2 separate regions of the Homo sapiens genome follow, and region 1 is linked to region 2. Evidence: chromatin loops called from intact Hi-C (ENCODE). Cell type or tissue: PC-3. All regions are shown on one strand. Links, peaks and the distances in the headings refer to the core of each region. The heading gives the core; the rest is flanking DNA.

What was found. Peaks named below come from ENCODE experiments on the same cell type or tissue, not always from the same donor. Only the 100,000 strongest peaks of a DNase experiment are listed, where the experiment ranks them.
Region 1: a loop joins it to region 2, with 2.6 times the contacts of the local background. A loop is called at or near these places in 1 of 110 quality-filtered maps.

The regions. Positions count from the first base shown.
Region 1 is chr3:18,497,142-18,507,428 of GRCh38, reverse strand. The region is part of intron 4 of SATB1-AS1 (SATB1 antisense RNA 1); the gene reads right to left. Among named protein-coding and RNA genes, the nearest start is that of SATB1-AS1, 57 kb to the right of the region's middle. In PC-3, for the core only: no CTCF peak of the experiment used is centred there; a DNase peak (open chromatin) is centred at 5,298; H3K27ac peaks cover 294 bases.
Region 2 is chr3:18,627,237-18,637,523 of GRCh38, reverse strand. No RefSeq gene overlaps it. Among named protein-coding and RNA genes, the nearest start is that of SATB1-AS1, 190 kb to the right of the region's middle. In PC-3, for the core only: a CTCF peak has its summit at 4,256 (motif pointing left); no DNase peak of the experiment used is centred there; H3K27ac peaks cover 2,169 bases.

The DNA of each region.
Region 1 (10,287 bases), core at 1,458-9,457, 130 kb after region 2:
TTTTCTGTTCATTTGGGGATTTGGTATATTACTATTAGGGTGTGGAAGATTTGTTTCATACAGGGAGTTATGTAGCATCTTCAGGGGATCTGAGACCTAGAAAACAGCAGTCCTATTCAAGGAAGACCATGTTACCAGGGAGCCCAGTTATCAATCAATGTACCACAAAAATTAAACTGTCTCTTATAACAGCAGTTGAAGCACTGTGGGCAATGAATTCTTAGGGGGTGGCAAAACAGATGAAATCCAGTCATCACATTTTACAACAGATCTGCTGCTTGATAAAGTACAACTGGAGAGCAGACTGTTAGCAATAAGGCCATTTCTAAGAATAAAATGAGTTTGTAAAAGATCTGTTTGAATTATTAACTCCAAAAAGTGGCTGGAGAAGAAAATGATTGCTGATATCACTGGCTTTTCTCCTCACATGTATGATTAGAACAAAGGGAGGCACAGGAGAGCAGGGAAAAGAAGTGAAAGCAAATTTCCCTCCGACATAAGGAGGCACATTTTCACGCAGTGCCTCATCGATACATGGAGAGGCCACCTACCAGGTAAAGAAAAACACTGCGGCCATTGTAAACGCAAGCAGATGCCGGAGCAGGGGAAAACAACATTCATTTTTACCAAATATTGTTTCTTTTTGTGCTTGCAGAAGCATTTCCTTAATACCAAGTGGACACATCTAGCCTTTATTCTGCACCCTGTAGATTTCCACTCCCTACCCCCAGACACCCCAGTCCAGATTCAATTTTAAATGCGAGCCATGTTGGAGGTCACAAGGAAACAGCCAAGGTGACCATTAATATCTTTTTCTTGTTTGGAAGTTACAAACAGACAATGACTCAATATGGGAAGACAATGTTAGTGTTTTCCAATTCAATATTTTTCACCACATTAATGATGAGATTTGAAATCTCTCATCCGAAGCAAAGCGGAGAAATATGTTAAACAGGTCACAATAGTCAATGCTCTCCTTTGATTTTGTAAGCATGTGTTCTCTATGTTGTAAGAAGACAAACAAATGCATTTTGACTTCCAAATATAAGACGCTTAGTTATGGAGCCTAGTCCAGTGAAGGAAAACAAAGCCATACTATCACTGCTACTGAAGATCCTGGGGTACTTTTTAGCCTTTTCCTCTATAGAATGTTGCTCTCAGGACCCTTCCAAGTCTTGATTTTCAAATTCTTTCAGTAGAAAACCCTGAAGTCTTCTTAAAAGAATGTACAACATAACCTTTCAGAATATGTGGGGCACTTCGACCGTAAATACTGTTAATAAGCAATGTCAATGTTTGCTGTTTATTTCATTGCTAAAAATGCATTCCTTTGCTATATAAAGAAATTGAATGTTAAGATAAGTTGAATAATATTTAGGATCACTAAGGATTATGTTGCTCTTCTTTTTAAAAGAAAAAAAAAGTAGAGTTGAATTTACATCTCCAGTATTGCAGATCTGATCAGAGCACTTCAAGGAAGACATAATAAAAGACCCTAAATAAGAAAAAAAGAAAAGGTATTACAGACATGCTTCCTCTGAAAATCTGGAGAATGAGAGGCATATGATCAAAGGCTACAAAATCATAATGGATAAATAGATTCATTCACCAAATTCTGGAATAACAGAACTAGAATACTTGAAAGAAATAGCTTTAGATTGAATTATTGCTTTTTGCTTGTTGTTGTTTTTAAGAAAAATTTCCAAATAGGGTAGACATTGATTTAGAAAGCCAGAGTTTTCTATAAAATTGATATATGATCCAAAGATGATTTGGTTTCATTTTATTTGTATATATTCATAGTATGTTAGGCATTCTTCTAAAGGCTTTTTAAAAATTAGCTCATTAATCCCCACAAAACTTCAGTAAGGTAGGTACTCTTATTATCTTCATTATTCAGATGGAAACTGAGGCTTAGAGAGGGTAAGTAACATGCTTGATATCACACAGCTGGTAGGTGGAAGAGTCTAGCCCTAGGGTTTGTGTTCTTCACTACTCCATCATCTCTTCAATAAATGTTTAGTCAGCACCTACTAGGTGCAAGTGGCTGTGCTAAGGTAAATTAGATGTTTCCTTTCTTCAAAATTTTTATAGATTAAGAAAAGAATCAGACATGGACACAAATGCCTACAGCCTAAGAACACATGAGACAGAGGAAATTACCTGACAAAGATGCCAGGAATGTATGAAGCAACTCCATAATCCTTACAAGTAGTCTTAATGAATTGAGAAGTGAAGAAACAAAAGAGAAGGACTTAGGAGGAGGGACCAGCAATCATGATTATGATAATGGTGAAGTGAGCCTATAGTAATTACCATTTAAATCTTGGGAAAACAAAGTTCTTCATGGGAGAAAAATGGATTCTTACAAAATACTAGGATTGTGCCAATTTCAATGTGCTGTGGACTCAGGAAGTCTAGGTTTGTTAGAGCAAAACTTGTCTCTCTTGCCTTTTCCTCCTTTAGACAGCAAAGAAATTGACCAAACATTTCAACATTTTAAAAATACAATTCATATACTTTAAATATATACAGTAAAAGATACAATTCAGGTACTACACACACATAATAAAGCTAAATTAAAAAAAAAAAGGATTGACAATGCCAAGTATTGCCGAGAATATAGAGAAAAATAGGACTCCTATGAATTGTGGATTGGAGTGTAAGATGATAAGCCTCTCTGGAAAAAGTTTGAGAAGTTTCTTTTAAAAAAACACCCAGATACACATCTACCTTCTGATCCAGCAATTCTACTCCTAGGTTTTTTCCCAAGAGCAATGAAAACAGATGCCTACAAAAAGAGTCGTACAAGGTTGTTCATAGTACTAAAAGGTGGAATAATCTAGGTATCCATCAACAGGAAAATGGATACCTAAACAATCTCTTATACAGTGGGAGATAACTCGGCAACAAAAAGAAAATGACTAAAAAACAAAACAACACGGATGAACAGCAGAGACATTATGCTGAATGAAAATAGCACAAAAGACTGCATGCTGTATGATTCCATTGATATGCAGTTCTAGCCTTGGAAAAACATTACATTGTAGAATCAAATCAGGACAATGGTTGGCTCTGGGATGGGCAGTTCAGGGACTTAGAAGAAACATGAAGAAATTATCCCGTATTATGGTGATGTTCTATATTTTGACAAGAGTTTAGGTGACACAGACACACACATTTGTCAAAACTCACTGACTGGTAACTAAAGATTTCAACATTCCATTGCACATAAATTTTACCCCCAAAGCAAGAAAAAAAAGCGAAAAACATCGAACTCTTTCAGTTAAAGACATGCGTGGAAGAGTATTTAGGAGCAAAGCATACTCGTGTCTGCTACTTACTTTGAAATGTATCAAAAAATAAGATGGATTGATGGAAGGGTAAATAGATATGTGAGAAAGCAAAGATACTAAAATGTTAATTATAGAATCTAGCTGATAGGTCTATTAGTAGTATAAACTGTACCATTTTTTAGCTTTTCTGTGTGTTTGAAATTTTTCATAATAAAATGTTGAAAACGTATAACTCAGATATAGATATACATACATATTTAAAGGGGTTTGAAGATTGAATTGCCAACAAGTTAAAGGTACTTTGCAGTGAGGAAAGCTTAGGTTCTTATTTTTTAAACTAGCCTTCTTTATTGAAGCACAAGAGAAAATAACCAGAGAGGTGACACCACTGTACATCATAGCTAAAGGAGCCCATTTTTATGCTACTAGACATTTGTCCTATATGTGTTATAAAAATAATTTGACTATAGACTTCAAATGGGTTTTGAATTTAAAAAAAAACCGGAATAGATAAACAAAAGATGGTGGAATATAAATGTGGTCTCTGGGGGCATCGGGAATTTATTGAAAGATATTTTTTGCTTGTTGTATAGAAAATTTGGAAAAGCACTTAAGTGCACAGAGAAGGAGGAAGAAACCACCCAAAATCCCACTACCAAAAGAAAAATTCACGGTAATAATAGTGACTTAACAGTCTGAAAAACTCATTTCCAATCATTCCTCTTTTCATATTTTTAACAGTTAAAATGGTAAATGCCATACTAAAGTATAGTATAAACATGTTTCATGAGAATAAAACTTTTTTCATTGATAATCTTAAGGAAGGCCAGGCGCAGTGGCTCATGCCTGTAATTTCAGCACTTTCGGAGGCCGAGGCAGGCGGATCACGAGGTCAGGAGATCGAGGCCAACCTGGCTAACACGGTGAAACCCCGTCTCTACTAAAAATAGAAAAAATTAGCCGGGCGTGGTGGCACGTGCCTGTAGTCCCAGCCACTCAGGAGGCTGAGGCAGGAGAATTACTTGAACATGGGAGGCAGAGGCTGCAGAGAGCCAAGATCATGCCACTGCACTCCAGCCTGGGCAACGGAGTGAGATTCTGTCTTAAAAATAATAATAACAATCATAATCATCTTAAGGACTACATAATGTTATTTTTAATGAGTATGTCACATTTTACCATGGAAACATGGGCGTATAGTTCTGTTGATTGTTTGTTTTTCATTTTATTTTGCTATAAAAAGTAATATTGAAAAGAAACATCCCTGGGCAAAAAATTCTTTACATTCCTGTTATTTTTAGGACAAAGAACTTCTGGAAATGTAATTTTAACAGAGTGTTTAGTTTGCCTGTAAGTTAAGAAGAGTCTTCTTGTACTCTTAACAAAAGTACTCTTATTGCTATAGACAGCTCTATGACATTACATAAAGTTTTAAACCCCATTCCATGGTTTGTCAGTATTCCTCCAGCTCATGAAAACAACTCTGTCTACACTTGCGGTTCATGCAGACAGACTTATGAACTGGACAGGGGGAGGAATGGGAGGTAGGAGATAATGAACTAGATTTGAAAGTGTCCCTGTCTTTCCCAGCAAGGAGAGAATGAAATATTTTCTTAAGTGAGGCAGAAGCCTAGCACTGAGGAAAAGAAGGGAAGAGTTGCTCTTTTTCACAGTGTGAGGCTGTGCTTGAATCTCTCCCAGACTGAGGCCTAGTGGCCCCTGGGTGGCCTCTGTATTATAAAAAGGAGGCCCTCTTTGAAGGTAGTGGGCACAAGAAGATAAAGTGTTTTTCATACATAACTGAAAATAGCGTGAGCTGTAGAGAGACATTCAGAAATGGGGATTCATAGCAAAATAATTTAATTAAACTCAATGTATCCTGCAAGCAAGAAGACCTGGTGTAAGGTGAGAAAATAATTGTATCTTTCTCATTCTCTGTCTCAGCAGATGACTCAGATCTAGCAGTTTGCTGGAGGTGGCAGTCACCAGCTGAAAAGAGCTGACTGATAAACATTCAGGAATTTTGCAATCTGGTTTGGTAACTTTAAATTGGTCATGACACAGTATTTACAGCATGGAAACCAGCAAATACTACAAGTCACACCTTTCCAGACCCTTCCCATCCCCAGAGATCTGGTGTATCTGTTCAGCACACCTCAGATCCAAAGCTCCTTTTCTGATTTCTCTCCCAAATTCAAGACCCATTATTGACACTACATTCAGGACATCCCTATTTGTCTCAAATTCATTAGATGACTCATTATTCTCTCCCAGGTATGATCTTACTAGTGTGCTCTGTATTTCTGTTAACAATTTATCATCTTCACAAACAGCAGCAACCAAAACCTGACAGCCATATTTGACACTTTACTAAGTAATAAACAAGAAGAAGGACAAAAAGGAGGAGAATTAGTCAATAAAGTAATTTCTTATGTCAGCCCTTGTGATAAGCCTTTTACATACATTCCTATAACATCTCTTAAAGAAGGTATTATTCTAGCTGTGCAAAGGGAAAACAAGTTCAGGGAGGTTATGTTACTTACCAGACTTTGCCAGCTAATAAGTTTCAGAACTATGGTTTGAGACTCTGAGTATAACCCAATATGTAAACCAATATGCCATATTTCTAATCAATTAATTGCAAAATCTGCCCTCTAGAACTTTTTCATTGTTTTAAGGAGGTATTATTTGCATACAATGAAATGCTCAAATCTTAAATGTGCATTCCCCCAGTGTTGATGAAGATAAACTGTTGTATAACTCACACTCCTATCTATATATATAACATTTCCATTGCTCAAGCACATTTCCTCCTTGTTTGTTCCAGTCAATCCCCGCTTGTTACAGTCAGCATAACACTGCCCTAACAAAATATTACAAATTGAATGACTTATAAACAACATTTATTTCTCACAGCTTTGGAGGGTGGAAAGTCCAAGATCAAGGCACTAGCACATTCAATGTCTGGTGAGGGCCTGTTTTCTGATTTATAGATAGTGCCTTCTTGCTGTTTTTTTCACTTGGTGGAAGGAGCAAGAGAGATTTCTGGAAACTTTTAATTGGGATTAAGGGCAGTAAATCCCAATTATGAGGGCTCTGTCCTGCTGACCTAATCACCTCCCAAAGTCCCCACCTCCTAATGTCATCACACTGGTAAGTAGATTCAACATATGAATTTGAGAGAGACACAAACATTCAGACCACAGAACCACTGCTTTATTTCATCACAGGTGAGTTTTACCTATTCTGGCCCTTCATATAAATGAAATCATATAGCATATACTCTTTTGTGGAAAACTTCTTTAGCTCAGCATTTTGAGAATAATTTATATTATTTATGTATATCAGTAATTTGTATATATTTATTGCCAAGTAATATTCTATTATATGAATAAACCAAAGTTTGTTTATCTACTGTTTTATTGATGGACATTGGAGTGACTGGCTATTATGAATAAGGATGCTTTAAACATTCTTGTACAAATCTTTTTGTTGACACATGTCTTCACTTCTTTTTAGTAAAACCTAAAAGCATAAATGGTGAGTCGTAGGACAGGTGTATGTTTACATGAGAAATTGCCAGACTAATTCCTAGGTCGTTTTGTCATTTTATACTCTCATTATCAGTGTATGGTGATTCCACTTGTTTCACATCCTCAACAACACTTAGTATTGTCAGTCTTTTAGTTGTAGCCATTCTAGTGACTCTGTAGTAATAACTCATTGGTTTTAATTCACATTTCTCTAATGATTTATTATGTAGACCTAGACATCAAAGAAAACACAGGCATATATCTTAGTGACTTAAGAATAACAAAAAATTCCTTTTACAAGACACAGAAAGCACTCACTATTAAAGGAAAAGCATAAAGATATAGTAGACTTCACAGAAATTAAAATCGTAAGAAAATAGGTTTAAAAGCCACATGTATGTACATATAATATATACATGCAAAGGACTTGTACCTAGACTATGTAACAATTTCTATAATGCAATTTTTTTAATCCAGTGGAAAATTATGGGCAAGAGATTTGAACAGGCACTTCACAAAGGAATATATATATACGCACACACAAAATGACCAAAAAGCACATGAGAAAATGCCTCATAGCATTTCATCATTACCTTTTATAGAAGCCATCACTTTTTATTTTTGTACCACAGTTTGTGAAAGTATAACTCCCAACCCAAACTGTATAAACCTGAAAGTACAATGAATATTTAAGGCACCTTTGTCCTACCTCCAAGGTATATGTACATGTGGAGGAGTGAGAGACTCACAAATATTTTTAAATCATTGAGCAAATGAATTAACATTGTATATCTTAAGACATTTTAGCAGACATTAATATTGCAAACAAATGAAGCAGTAATAAGGCAGTGCCTAGAGAAGAAAAAGAAAACAGATAACAAGAGAAATAAGCCTAAGAAGTGAGGGGGCGGGGGGAAGTATTTCTCACAGACAAATGAAGTGAATTTAAAACGCTAGTGTAAAATAAAAGAGGAAATAGGGTTAGTAGAATAAAACAACAAAGATAATGTGAAGCAAACTTTCCCAAAATAAGACACCTACTCTTTTGCATGGGCAACCCATCTCTGTGTGGGTAATTTTGCATTAACAAAAGCCCAGGGGAAGCTATCAGACCAAAACAGGAAGCCGTGCATGTGTGCTCAGGTGGAAGTTGCCAAGACATGCCCCTTGTGTACTCTGATGTGCATTCTGCTTGCCAGAAAACTCAGATTCCTTGTCAGAAGTTAGACCCAGAAAATGCAGATAGCATCATTATTGCATCCACAGTAGTGTTTTCAGATTCTGGTGACATCATCTAGGAATTCTCAGCCATGATAATTTTAACTCCTATGGGGCATTCTCTTTCTGAGATAAAATTTGTCCACTGAGCCATTTGTGAATGACTTATATGAAACCCATTCATCCCCATGATTCAAAGACTACTGTTCAGTATTTATAGTAACTCTATAAGGAATTTTCTAGAACTATAGGCTTACTCGAACCATCTTTATAATTATTTCAAAATAATAAGGCACATTGTTTCAGATGATGACCTCAAGACTCAGTTATTTTCAGGCTAAATCTCTGAATATATTTCAATGATCTTATTTCTATCTCAAATTTCAAACTAATTTGTATAAATCATTTAATTTCCATGTGAAAGACTTTTTTCTCTCCTGATCAGATACTAAAATATCAGAACTTTGAAACGTGGAAATTCTGACCAATAAATGCAATTTTCATGATTTTTCTTTTTGGGATTCTCAGGAGGAAAAAAAACCTCACCTATTGAATAAGTTACATTTCATGACTAGGGCAGTAAATTAGTGGATTCGAGGTAAACTCTGGGTGAGGTGTATATGGGTTCTGGGAATAGAACCAAAAACAGAAGTTTAAAAAAAGAGAGAAGCTTGAAAAAATTTAGAGAACCCTAAAAAATGAAATTCCAGAGGGATATCTTATACTTAACTGTAAAATATGTGTGCTTGTGTGTGTGTGTGTGTGTGTTTGTGAGGGTGGGTTGGGGGTGTATGGGAGTCAGAAAATGAAAAACTTAAGTGAAAGTTATAGTTTTGTTGGGAAAACCTTCAAGGCTGAGTTTTTCTGTCATGAAATCAACACATAAAGCTATTTTATAAACAAAGGAGATGGAGACAGTTAACTTATAAATAGATCTAATTCACACACTCATTCATTCATAATTTAAATCCTGCAACAGGAAATAGAGCATATTCTAAACTTAATCTCATCCCCTTCTTCAATGCATTATGAAGCTCAAGACATAGTTTTGAAACAAATTAAAGATACTATCTTTATGTAAAGGATAAAATTTGTTATCCTAAGATATAGTAAGTGGGTTTAGCCAATGTGAATCTTGTGTCTTAGGCTCACCCAAAAGTCCTATAAATGAATCCAACCTAACCTTAGAATGCCCATAACTACATGCACACTGAATTTCTGTCTGACCACCTGGACTTCAGCCCAAACTGTCATGCTCTCCTTAGCTTCCAGGTTCCACATCTCAGCTCCTGACATTGCTTTAAGTTCTTCTGAGTTTGGTGCCCTTGTCTCAGCCCTTCATTCCCACCATGCTCTCAAGACTTCAGTATTCAGTCTCTCACACCAGATCTCCAGGTGAGAGTCACCCACATAGCAACTTGACCCAGGTTGGTGAAACCAATCAAACATTTGCTTACTCCCATCAAGATTCCTACAGGGAAAGGGTTACATTCAGTAATTCTATTTGCCATCTTTGTTGCAAGCATTCTCTTCTTTTTCTAGAAAATGTCTCCTAGAAACTAAATCAAATGCAGGAGATGGCTTGGCAGTTACCAAGAGAAGTCATTGAAATAACTCCTGCAAAGTCATAAACTGTTGAGGAAGCAGAAACTAAGGACTGGCCATTTGCTTTTTTTAAACACCAAGCTGAACAAATTTTCTAGCTGTTTCTAAGAACTAGAAATTGTAATTCATTCCATTATACCTTGATAAAGTTGGGAAATATGAAATAGTTGACACCAACTTAAAGGAATTAACATGTCTGGGAATGTTTGAAATGACATTTTGGATTTCGGAGTGAATATGCAGACACATAAATGAGCTGAGTAAAACATCAGGGTGTTATTATACTAAAGATTCATAAAACAATAGCAAACTGTACAAAAATATTGCTTTCCTTGCACACTCTGCTCAAAGAGAATTTCCCATTTTACTTTTAACATTTGGATCCAACTGTTTTTACAGCCATCTCTTTGGTGTTAAAACGGAGGATAAACATATTTATCTCTAAGCAAAACATACCCAGAAAGTAAGAACTCCTTTAAAAAATGACTATGCCTGAGATGCCACCTCAGAAGTATTATTCTCTAATTGAAGACAACCATCTAAAATACACATACAACATACACACAGATGTTGTGTGTATGCCAGATCTGAAGCCAGAGACCTAGATAAACATAAGGCAAGGAGAAGCCACCAAA
Region 2 (10,287 bases), core at 999-8,998:
TGGAAATGTGAGACTCCACTTTTCTGTTTTCCTTAATTTGTGGTTGCATTTCTGCCCCTCTGTACTTCTACTCCTCAGCCCAGAACAACCTGTTTCTTTCCACAAGCCAAGAACTTCCACATTATACCAGAAGACGGGGCCCAGAATCCAGAGAGATCATAGAGCTTTCTGCCACAGAATATCTGGAAGGAGTTTGAAAGAGTCTGGGGCATTTTAATCCATAGTGTTCTGTACAGTTCAGTTTTTGTGGGTATTTTCTTCTTCAGATCTTTAAGTTATTGTGCCAAAAATAAAAACATTCCTAGCTAGTAATAATCACTTCAATTTATTATCCTTAACTAATTTCCAGGTACTTTGTTGAGAACTTGAAAAGCACTATTTACTGAATTCTTACTAAATTCCAAAATCCATGTTATAGATGAAGACATCAAGACTTACAGAGGTTAAGCAGATAGATCGGCCACACAGCTGTGAAGAGGAAGCCGTAGAATTTGGATCCAGGTGTCCTGATTCCAATTTCTGAGCTCTAAATCCCTTACAGTTTTTTCATTCTTACCTTGCGACTTGCTTTGACCATTATGCTACTGTTATTATATAATCACATTATATAATTATAAAAACATATTATAATCTACTATTATAAAATGTTATTTTGTTAAATGACTTGTAATAGTTTTCTATCTTTTCTGTCATTAAATTATTATGATTGATTCTATAGCCTCCAGACAGAAATCATATCTCTAATTTCATCATGGAAATTAATAAATCGTAAAATTCATTCATTCATTCAATTTGTATATTTTGCTTATTATGTGGGAGACCCTTTGCTAGGCTCTATGATAGAGCTAGAAATTAGTAGTCCCTTGTTCATGGAGTTTGGAGAGCAAGACACTAGAAAAAAGAGATGAGACAATGAGAGAGAAAGAAAAAGAAAATGAGAAAAAGAATTGGCAAAAAATTACAAATATTAACTACACAATAGGTCAATAGGTAAAATTTAATCAAAATTTACACCTTTTCAAGATTTATTCTAGTCTATACAACTATTTACAACTTTTCAAGATTTATTCTAGTCTATAAATTTTATTCTGTAAGTATGGAAATATCTGACATTCCTATGATTAAGGCCTGTCTGAGCCACTGGATTCTGCAGAGAAATTTAGGGTTCTTTTCTATAAAATATCATAGCACATTCTCTGTAACTAATTCATTACTATTAGCCAACTACGAACTGCCTCCATTGTTATAAATTTTTGGAAATCGTGATGAATAAAGGAATGGAATTGATTTATAGACAAAGAAAATGTATAGATCATTAAGTACTGAAGCAAATGAATTTTGTCTTCAAGACTGGGCTTACATGCGGGAAATCGCAGTAATGTTAATCTAAGAAGAAATATCACCTCCTTATCCTCAGAAATATAGACTAGTTTAATACTAACAGAGGGTCAAATTTAATTAACAGCAAACACCACAGTAAAATTTTCAGAATTTTACTTTTTTCTTTTATTGTTTTTCATTTTCCAACAATAACAGTACAATACAATTCTGCTAACAGAATCTAGAACAGAAGTCAGTCCCCTGTATTTTAACCTACGTGATGGAGGAGCAAAATGAGTAAGAAAATAAGAAAATTTTACTTTTTCTCTTAGACTTATTATTGACCAAAATAATCATACAAAATGACCAAGACTAAGTCTACTTGAATTTTTAAGCTTTCTCTCAGAGTTAATTTTAGTTAAAATGATTTTTGAGGTTCCAAATGGGGACTTTTTCCCTCTTGTTTACTTGATTTTTGTTTTGTTTTCTTAAAATTTATTTTCCCTTTGCACATTCCACTTATGCCAGGTTTGGGAGGGGAAAAGCTTTGATAATTCTGCAAGATGGTTGATTGCTGTGTTTTGGTTGATTAGGATGAGGTTCCAATAAAGCATCAAAACGTATTGGCGTGCCTCTCAGTTAAACCTTCAAATCCTTGGAGGTATTTCTCATCACTAAAACAACAGACCATAAAGTTTGCTTTATGCAAGTAGATTTATTCCTTTATTTGTACTCACACACAACCATAAAGGTTTATCTTCTGATCAGAGAAAGAAGATAAACAAAGCGACAAAGGTCTTCACAAAAGTAACAGAGCCAAATGAACAAGTTCTTTGTTCTTTCCAGGTTAACAAGAAATAGGAAGAAGGCAAAAAGTAGAACTAGAACAGAATTCAGGCTCCATGCTTTTTTATGTTACTTTGATTCATGTTAAGCAAACTTCAGTGTGTGTTTAAAATCTTGGGGATTTATATTATTAACCAAACAAGAATTTTTACAATCAGGGAACATTTGTCTGGCTTCCCCCTCGCCTCCTCCCTCCCCACCCATCCCCCCAACCAGCACACACAATTTTTGTAGAATATTTTGTTGGCTATAATTAAACTATGTGTGTTAATTAGGATTAGATTTTAAATGCACTGCTTGGGAAGTTGAAAAATACAGGATCTGAATGAGCCCAAATTGAGATGACACTTGAATTTTCGCAGATGTTTCCATAATCCTAATTTCAAATTGATTGTACTTCCTGAACAGTGAGAAGCCATTTTCAGTTATTTATTCAGACGTGTGCACTAGTTTTCCCTCTGTCAGTGGGTAAAAAATATCTAGTACTTTCGTTAACTCCTTCAAATAAACTGATTTTTTGAGGCAGGTTTTATTGGGAAGGGTGCCAAATTAGTCCCACCTGCTCCCAGGGTCACCCGAGAGCCCATATATAGGCCCAAGAAAAAATCTGGACACCAGCAATTTCTCTTTTGCCTCCCACTCATGATGGGTTCAGCTGGCCTTTGACTATCATTGCTCAACAGCCCAGGGAAAAAGCAAAGAGAGGGTAAAAGAACTTCCCAAATTGTTGGCCAGCAACAGCCCATAACACGTGGCACTTGATTCAGCTGCAAAGATGTGCAGCATGCTATGCTACGTAAGCCCAGGATTTGGACCCCACAGCAGAGCCACCTGTAAAACCCATTCCCAAATAAATGGCCCGTAAAAAAGATAAGCCCCCGCCAAATATGAGCGTGTCAGTACCAAGCAGCATTTCAGCTAATGCTGGAAGTCCAACACCAGACTTTGTGCCTGAAAAAAAGGGTGGTCTTCTCTTATGTGTATGTAGGTTTGTTGCAATTTCTCTCTACGTTTTATTTTATGCTCAACCCAGAATCCAGAGAGTCTTCAGAAATTCTGTCTTGGAAGCAACCCCATTCCCCTGACAAGTCTCCTATTTGATTGTAATTCCTTGCAGCTTTCCTGTTAGGCGGGGGCCTCTGCTGAATTAGCGGCATCGTGCCTTCTTCCACCTGTAACGATTTCCCACTCAACTGTAAGACAATGGCCATGATTGATCTAATGAGGGACTGGAAAAGCCAGCTGATTGCTATAAATAGTTGAAAGCAAAAACTTGTGCTTGGCTTCCCAAAGAATTTCTCATCAACTCTTGTACCCTAACCTAAATAGGTAAGCAGCCGCATGGAGAATTAGGTGAAACATTTAAGCTTTTTCTTGGTGGGAGTTCGTATAGAGGGCAAAGCAGAATTCAGGGAGCAAGAGATAATTGATGGAATATTCATGTCTTAAAGTAACAATCACACGTAATTCTACATGTCCCATGAAGGCAGAATTCCCTTTTTTAACAGAAAGCAGTTTGGATATTTTACGGCTGTTTTTAAAAATATTTGAAGTTCAGTGGAAATAGCTTTTGTGCATTCATTTGTCAAAGAAAATCGCAAGCTACAATGGTACATAAAAGCAATTCACATAATGTCACAGAAAATCATACAATTTTTTTCCTCATTGCATCTTTTAGCATATAATTCATACAATATAAACATATAATTCATAATTTATATGTTTCTTAACCCTGGCTGCACATTAGAATCACCTGATGATGACCAAACTCCTGATCAATTACATCAAAGTATCTGGGCTTAGAATTCAGGAATCAAGAGTTTTAAGCTCCACAGGTGATTCCAATGGGCAGTCAAGATTGAGAATCAGTTATTGTATTAGGAGGTCTCCAATAATAAGACGGAGAATTCTTTCTCCAGTCCTATATGCGGAAGGAAAAGACGCAAGTAAAATGGTCCCTGACTCCCTTGCCCGGTGATTTATCTGAGGATTAACATTTCATCTCAGGTATGCCTGCACTTGCTCCCGATCTCACCCAGAGCCTCCTCCTCTGGGAATCATAGCGACCTCTTGGATTTTGCAGCGTAGTTAAGTAACTTGCTAGGGCCACCTGCTGTAAAGCGGAAAAACTAGATATCAAATCAAACCAGTGTTGGCTCCAGTTCATGATTTTTACCATTACAAAGGCAAAGATTAAATACTGTGTACCCATGAGCCAAACCCAGCCCAAGACTTGTTTTGTTTGGCTCGCACAGAAGTATAAAAATATTTAAATTTGCGTGTCCATATGCTGGGTGTGGGATCTCCAGTTTACCTAAATGCCAATCATTCCCTGTTGTCTTGACATTGAGCACATTTCAATCATTTACATTAATAATAGCTTGGCTTCTGTAGACATTTGAATTCACATCCCTGTGCTAAGGCAAGAAAGCCCCTTATAAGTATGGGGAAGTCACAAAAGTGTAAATTCTGTCACATATTTATATCCATTACACATTAATAAAGACTAAAATTGACCCTGCCTACTCATCTGATGGTAACACTTCTCCTATGAGGAAAGTTAAGAAGGAAAGTTCAGATCTAAGGGTGGGAGAAACAATTATATGTGAAGATGTGAGTTCCTAAACACAAGTTATTTTTTACACTTTTATCTTATTTTATAATTTCAACTTTTATTTTAGATTCAGGTGGTACATATGCAAGTTTGTTACATGGTTATATTGTATGATGCTGAGGTTGGGGGTACAACTGGTTCCTGTTATCCAGGTAGTGAGCATAGTACCCAATAGGAAATTTTTTCAGCCCTTGACCCCTTCCCTCATTCCCCACTCTATTAGTTCCTTGTGTCTATTGTTATTATCTCCATGCATGTGCAGTGTTTGGCTCCCACTTATAAGTGAGAACATGCAGTATTTTCTTTCCTGATCCTGCATTAATTCACTTGGGATAATGCAAAGGACATGGTTTCATTCTTTATGGCTGCATAATATTCCATGTATATATGTACTACTTTCTCTTTATCCGATTCACCATTGACGGGCACCTAGGTTGATTCCATGTCTTTGCTGTTATCAATAGTGCTGCAATGAGCATATGAGTGCAGGTGTCTTTTGTAGAATTATTAATTTTCTTGTGGATATATCTCCAGTAATGGCATTGATGGGTTGAATGATAGTTCTAAGTTCTTTGAGAAATCTCCAAATGATAGTTCTAAGTTCTTTGAGAAATCTCCAAATTGCTTTCCATGGTGGCTGAACTAATTTACATTCCCACCAGCAGTGTATAAGCATTCTCTTTTCTCTGCAGCCTCACCAGCATCTGGTTTTGGGTTTTGGGGTTTTTTTGTTTTGTTTTTTGTTTTGTAATAGCCATTCTGACTGGAGTGAGATGATTTCTTATTGTGGTTTGATTTGCATTTCTTTGATTAGTGATGCTGAGCATTTTTTCACATGTTTATTAGTTGCTTGTATGTCTTCTTTTGAGAAGTGTCTGTTCATGTCTTTTTCCCACTTTTTCATGGAGTTGCTTGGTTTTTGCTTGTTAAAATATTTAAGTTCCTTATAGATTCTGGATATTAGGGCTTTGTCAGATGCATAGTTTGCAAATATTTTCTCCCATTCTGTAGAACGGAAGAAGGACGAGTCATTCCCACATTCTTGTCTGTTTATTCTGCTGATAGTTTCTTTTGTTGTGCAGAAGCTCTTTAGTTTAATTAGATTCCACTTGTCAATTTTTCTTTTTATTGCAATTGCTTTTGAGGACTTAGTCATAAATTATTTCCCAAAGCTGATGTCCAGAATTGTGTTTCTAGGTTTTCTCATAAGACTTTTATAGGTTTTTCTGGTTTTGTTTTTTGTTTGTTTTTGATTTTGCTTTTGTTTTTGTTTGAGACAGCTTCTCCCTGTGTCGCCCAGGCTAGAGTGTAGTGGCATAATCATTGTTCACTGCAGCCTCTACCTTCCAGGCTCCAGTCATCCTCCCACCTCAGACTCCCAAGTAGCTGGGGCTACAGGCACATGCCACCACACTAGGCTGTTTTTTGTTTGTTTGTTTGTTTGGTAGAGACAGGATTTCACTGTGTTACCCAGGCTAGTCTCAAACTTCTGGGCTCAAGTGATCCTCCTGCTTCAGCCTCCCAGAGTGCTGGGATTACAGCATGAGCCACTGCACCCCACTGTATTCTTATAGTTTGAGGTCTTATATTTAAATCTTTAATTCATTTTGAGTTAATTTTTGTATATGGTGAAAGGTAGGAATTCAGTTTCATCCTTCTGCATATGGTTAGCCAGCTATCCCGGGATCATTTATTGAATAGGGTGTACTTTCTCCATTTCTTATTTTTCTCTACTTTGTCAAAGATCAGATGGCTAGAGGTGTACAGCCTCATTTCTAGATTCTCTATTCCACTGAACACAATTTATAACAAGCATATTCATTTGAAACTGATGCTTTTTACTAATTTCATTCATTCACTCATTTATTCATTCATTCATTTAGTACTTACCTGCTAGATAGAAGGCACTTTAAAGACAAGAGAGAATTCCAAAGGATAAAAATTAACCTGTGAGTTCCATTAAGTGCCAAGCATTTTGGTAGGCTTTTTGTAGACTTTTTTTTCAGTTAATACTTAAGACATTCAACAACCTACCTACAAGTATGAATATTTTACTAATACAGTAAACTGTGAGTAAAAGGAGTATAAGGGACATTCTCATTCATTCGTTTAATAAATATGAATGAGCAACCACCACATGCCAAGTGCTTTTCTAGTGTTGATGACCCAGGAGTTTAAACAAGAGTGACAAGTTACCCACCCTCCATCAGCGATGTGTTGGAGCCATTTTGCTGATTATTGAAATTTCAGAAATTTTGCAAGCCTGTTGCGAAATCACTGGCAACTTGAAATTTGTCATGTCAAGAGTATTTACGTCATGGAAATCAGCAGAAAGTATAAATTAGGGCTTTGTTTTTTGTTGTTGTTGTTGTTTTGGAGAGTCAATTTACAGCACACCACTATTTGTATGTGTACTGATAATTTGTCTAAGTTAACTTATGAAGTCTTAGAATTCTAATTCATGTCTGTCTGTCTCTGAAACCAGAGTCATGTCTACTCTGTCACTGAATAAGAAAGTCTTTACCCTCAAGAAGTCTATAATATAGGCAGAGAGAAATACATCAACACATAAGAGGATGGATTCTAATATAGAGACCTGGATTTAATTCCACCTGCTACTCGCCATCCATATGACCTTGAGGATGTAACTTAACATCTCTTTGCCTCAGTTCCGCCTCTGTAAAGTGGAAGGATAATAAGACTTACCTTATTGGATTGTTGTGAAGATAATTAATCAATACTATGTAACAGTTTTAAAACGGTATCTGGCACTTAGTAATGACTATGTACGTGTTAGTTATTATTATTAAAAAGAATAAGCAAAGAAAATGAATGTGTGTGTCTACAAACGTCTGTACCATAGAGTAGATATTTTGAGTGTATATATTAGACAATTATGCCTCTGATTCCCTTCCATTTTGCCGAATTGTATAAATGCTCTTGCAATTGTTCCAAGGTTGTAGGAACCAACTGATTTAACAGTAACTATTTTCATCATAGTGGAAGAAGAAAATTGCTGGAGATTCATTTGAATTCAAAAGAAGATTATTCAGTCTATATCACTATATCCAATCATAGGCTCACCAAAATTCTCAAAGATTTAAAGTAATAGAGAAGCTTGCGCCCTCACTGTGTCTACTGGACTGCCTATACAAATCAGTGCACAGCCAAGTTATATTCCATTTTTCTGTGATTCTTTAAAAGCAGGTAGCTTGAGTGTTTAAAAATGTTTAAAAGCATGTAATCAAGATTAGTTGGGTTTTTTTCCTTTTTTGGTTATTTGTATTGATTGATTACACCAGCACCTTTTTTAAAGGTGTTAAATTCCCAGTGAAATATATAAGCATTGTTATTTGAAGCTACTCATCTGATGGGAACAATTCTGATATAATGAAAGTTAAGAAGGGGAGAGAGGATCCAAGGATAGGAGAGACATTTAATCATCTATCAAGAGGTGTGTCCCTGAACACAACTTATAACAAGAATGATTATGCTTCAAAGAAAATTAAACAAGAAATGAACTTTTACTTTAAAAATTAGATACAGTTATTGTCAGTTAGTAAGAATAACTAAGATTTGAGCAATCTATCTAGAAGTGGCCATGCAATTTGTAAGCTGAAGGTTGAAAGTTTCCTGATTGTTTATTAAAGTTATTCAAAGATCTACAAAGAACAGTAAAAATGGAAATTTGGACTGTTCCAGAATTTAAGTCCATAAAGGGCAAGTGTGTCATATTTAGTGTTGCTTATTTTGTCAGATATCAGATTAAGCAGTCATTAGTTCAATCAAATTACTTAATACTATTACTTCATGTAAAATGTTCCATAACTTTTCTGTACATATCAAAGTGTATAATTTATACCAAAATCATTACTTGCCAATTGCCAATATTTGGGGAGCTTAGTAGGAAATGCCGTCTAGTCTAGCCAGCTAGAATGAAATTTCTTTTCTTCCTTCTGTAGGGATTCCTCTTCCTCAGCCACTGTCATAAACTTTGTCAAACTTTTAGACTAAATAGATATACAATATATACTAATGGTCTGGAATAAATTACTCTGAATGTTGTAATATTCAAATGCCCAACTGCTCTGAAACTTACTGCCTAGACACATAATGATAAGTTTCAACATAATGTTGAAAAGATGAAAGAAAAGTTAGCAAAATGATGTACAAAAGAAAATTAAACTAAAAGTTGAAGAAAGCAACAGAGAATAAGGTAAATTCTTGAAATAATGAAAAAGCTTGATGGTAACTTTCAAAGAAAGCTGGCAGTCACTGTTTGGGGGCGCTCACTCTGTCTCTCTCTCTTCCCATTTTCTTACTTTCTACCATTTGAAATTTTGAGGATTTTTGAGGATTGACATTTTGAGGATTTGTTTTACTTATTTTTTAACCTTATGAACAGCCTCATGACAAACAAAATTTTGTGTGGTTCCTACCTTCTCCAGAAACATCATCTAAATTTAAGTCAATGAACAGTATAGAATGTCTAGACTCTGTGCAATGTTGTAAGGGTCTGGGTCTCCAGAAGATTCTGACAGGTAGACACATACACCATATACTGAGAAATAGTTCACATCAATGAATTAGATAAAGGGCATTGAGAATAACCCAATTAAAAACTCAATAACAGCTTTTATTACATTTTTATATTCTTTTTTTCTGGTGATAATTAATTGTAAAAAAGTTGGAAAATTCAGAAAAGCCCTCCAAAGACAAGAAAAGTCCCCTAGAGAAAATCATTATTACCACCATTTTTATAGATAGACTGCTAGCCTCAAAGACAAATAAAAAAGAGTAAGTGTTAGAACTGTTAAAGGTAGGACTGAAAAGTTTTGACACATGATTAAATGTAGTGAAAGGAAAGTCATGAAGAATAACCATAATTTTCAAAACTAAACAACTTGGTACACAGTGCTACAGTAAACTAGATAAGGAGCATGAGACAAACAGTTGACTTAGTGGGAAAACACAGATCCTAATTTAAATATCCAAGCTACAGGTCAACAGCAATAAAGCCACATGGAAATTCTATATATGGATGGTTAGGCCAAGGAGAAACTACCAGTGATACTCTTAAGATATCCATATTTAAGTTGGGTACTTAAGTTTATTTTTTTCTAGTTTTTTATTTTGTTAAAATACACATAAAATGTAACATCTTAACCATTATTAACTGTACAACTCAATACTATAGAATTTTTTCATAATGTGTAACCATTACCACTATCCATCTCAATAATTATTTTCATCTCATATAACTGAAACTGTATACCCATTAAACAATAACTCCTCATTTCCCCTGCCACTTCCTCTGGCAACCTCCATTCTACTGTCTGTCTCTATAATTCTGACTACTGTAAGCACTTTACGTAAGTGGAATCATACACTATTTGTCTTTATGTGCCTGGCTTATTTCACTTAACATAGTGTCATTGAGGTTCATCCTTTTTGTAGGATATGTCATAATTTCCCTCCTTTTTAAGGCTAAATAATACTCCATTCTA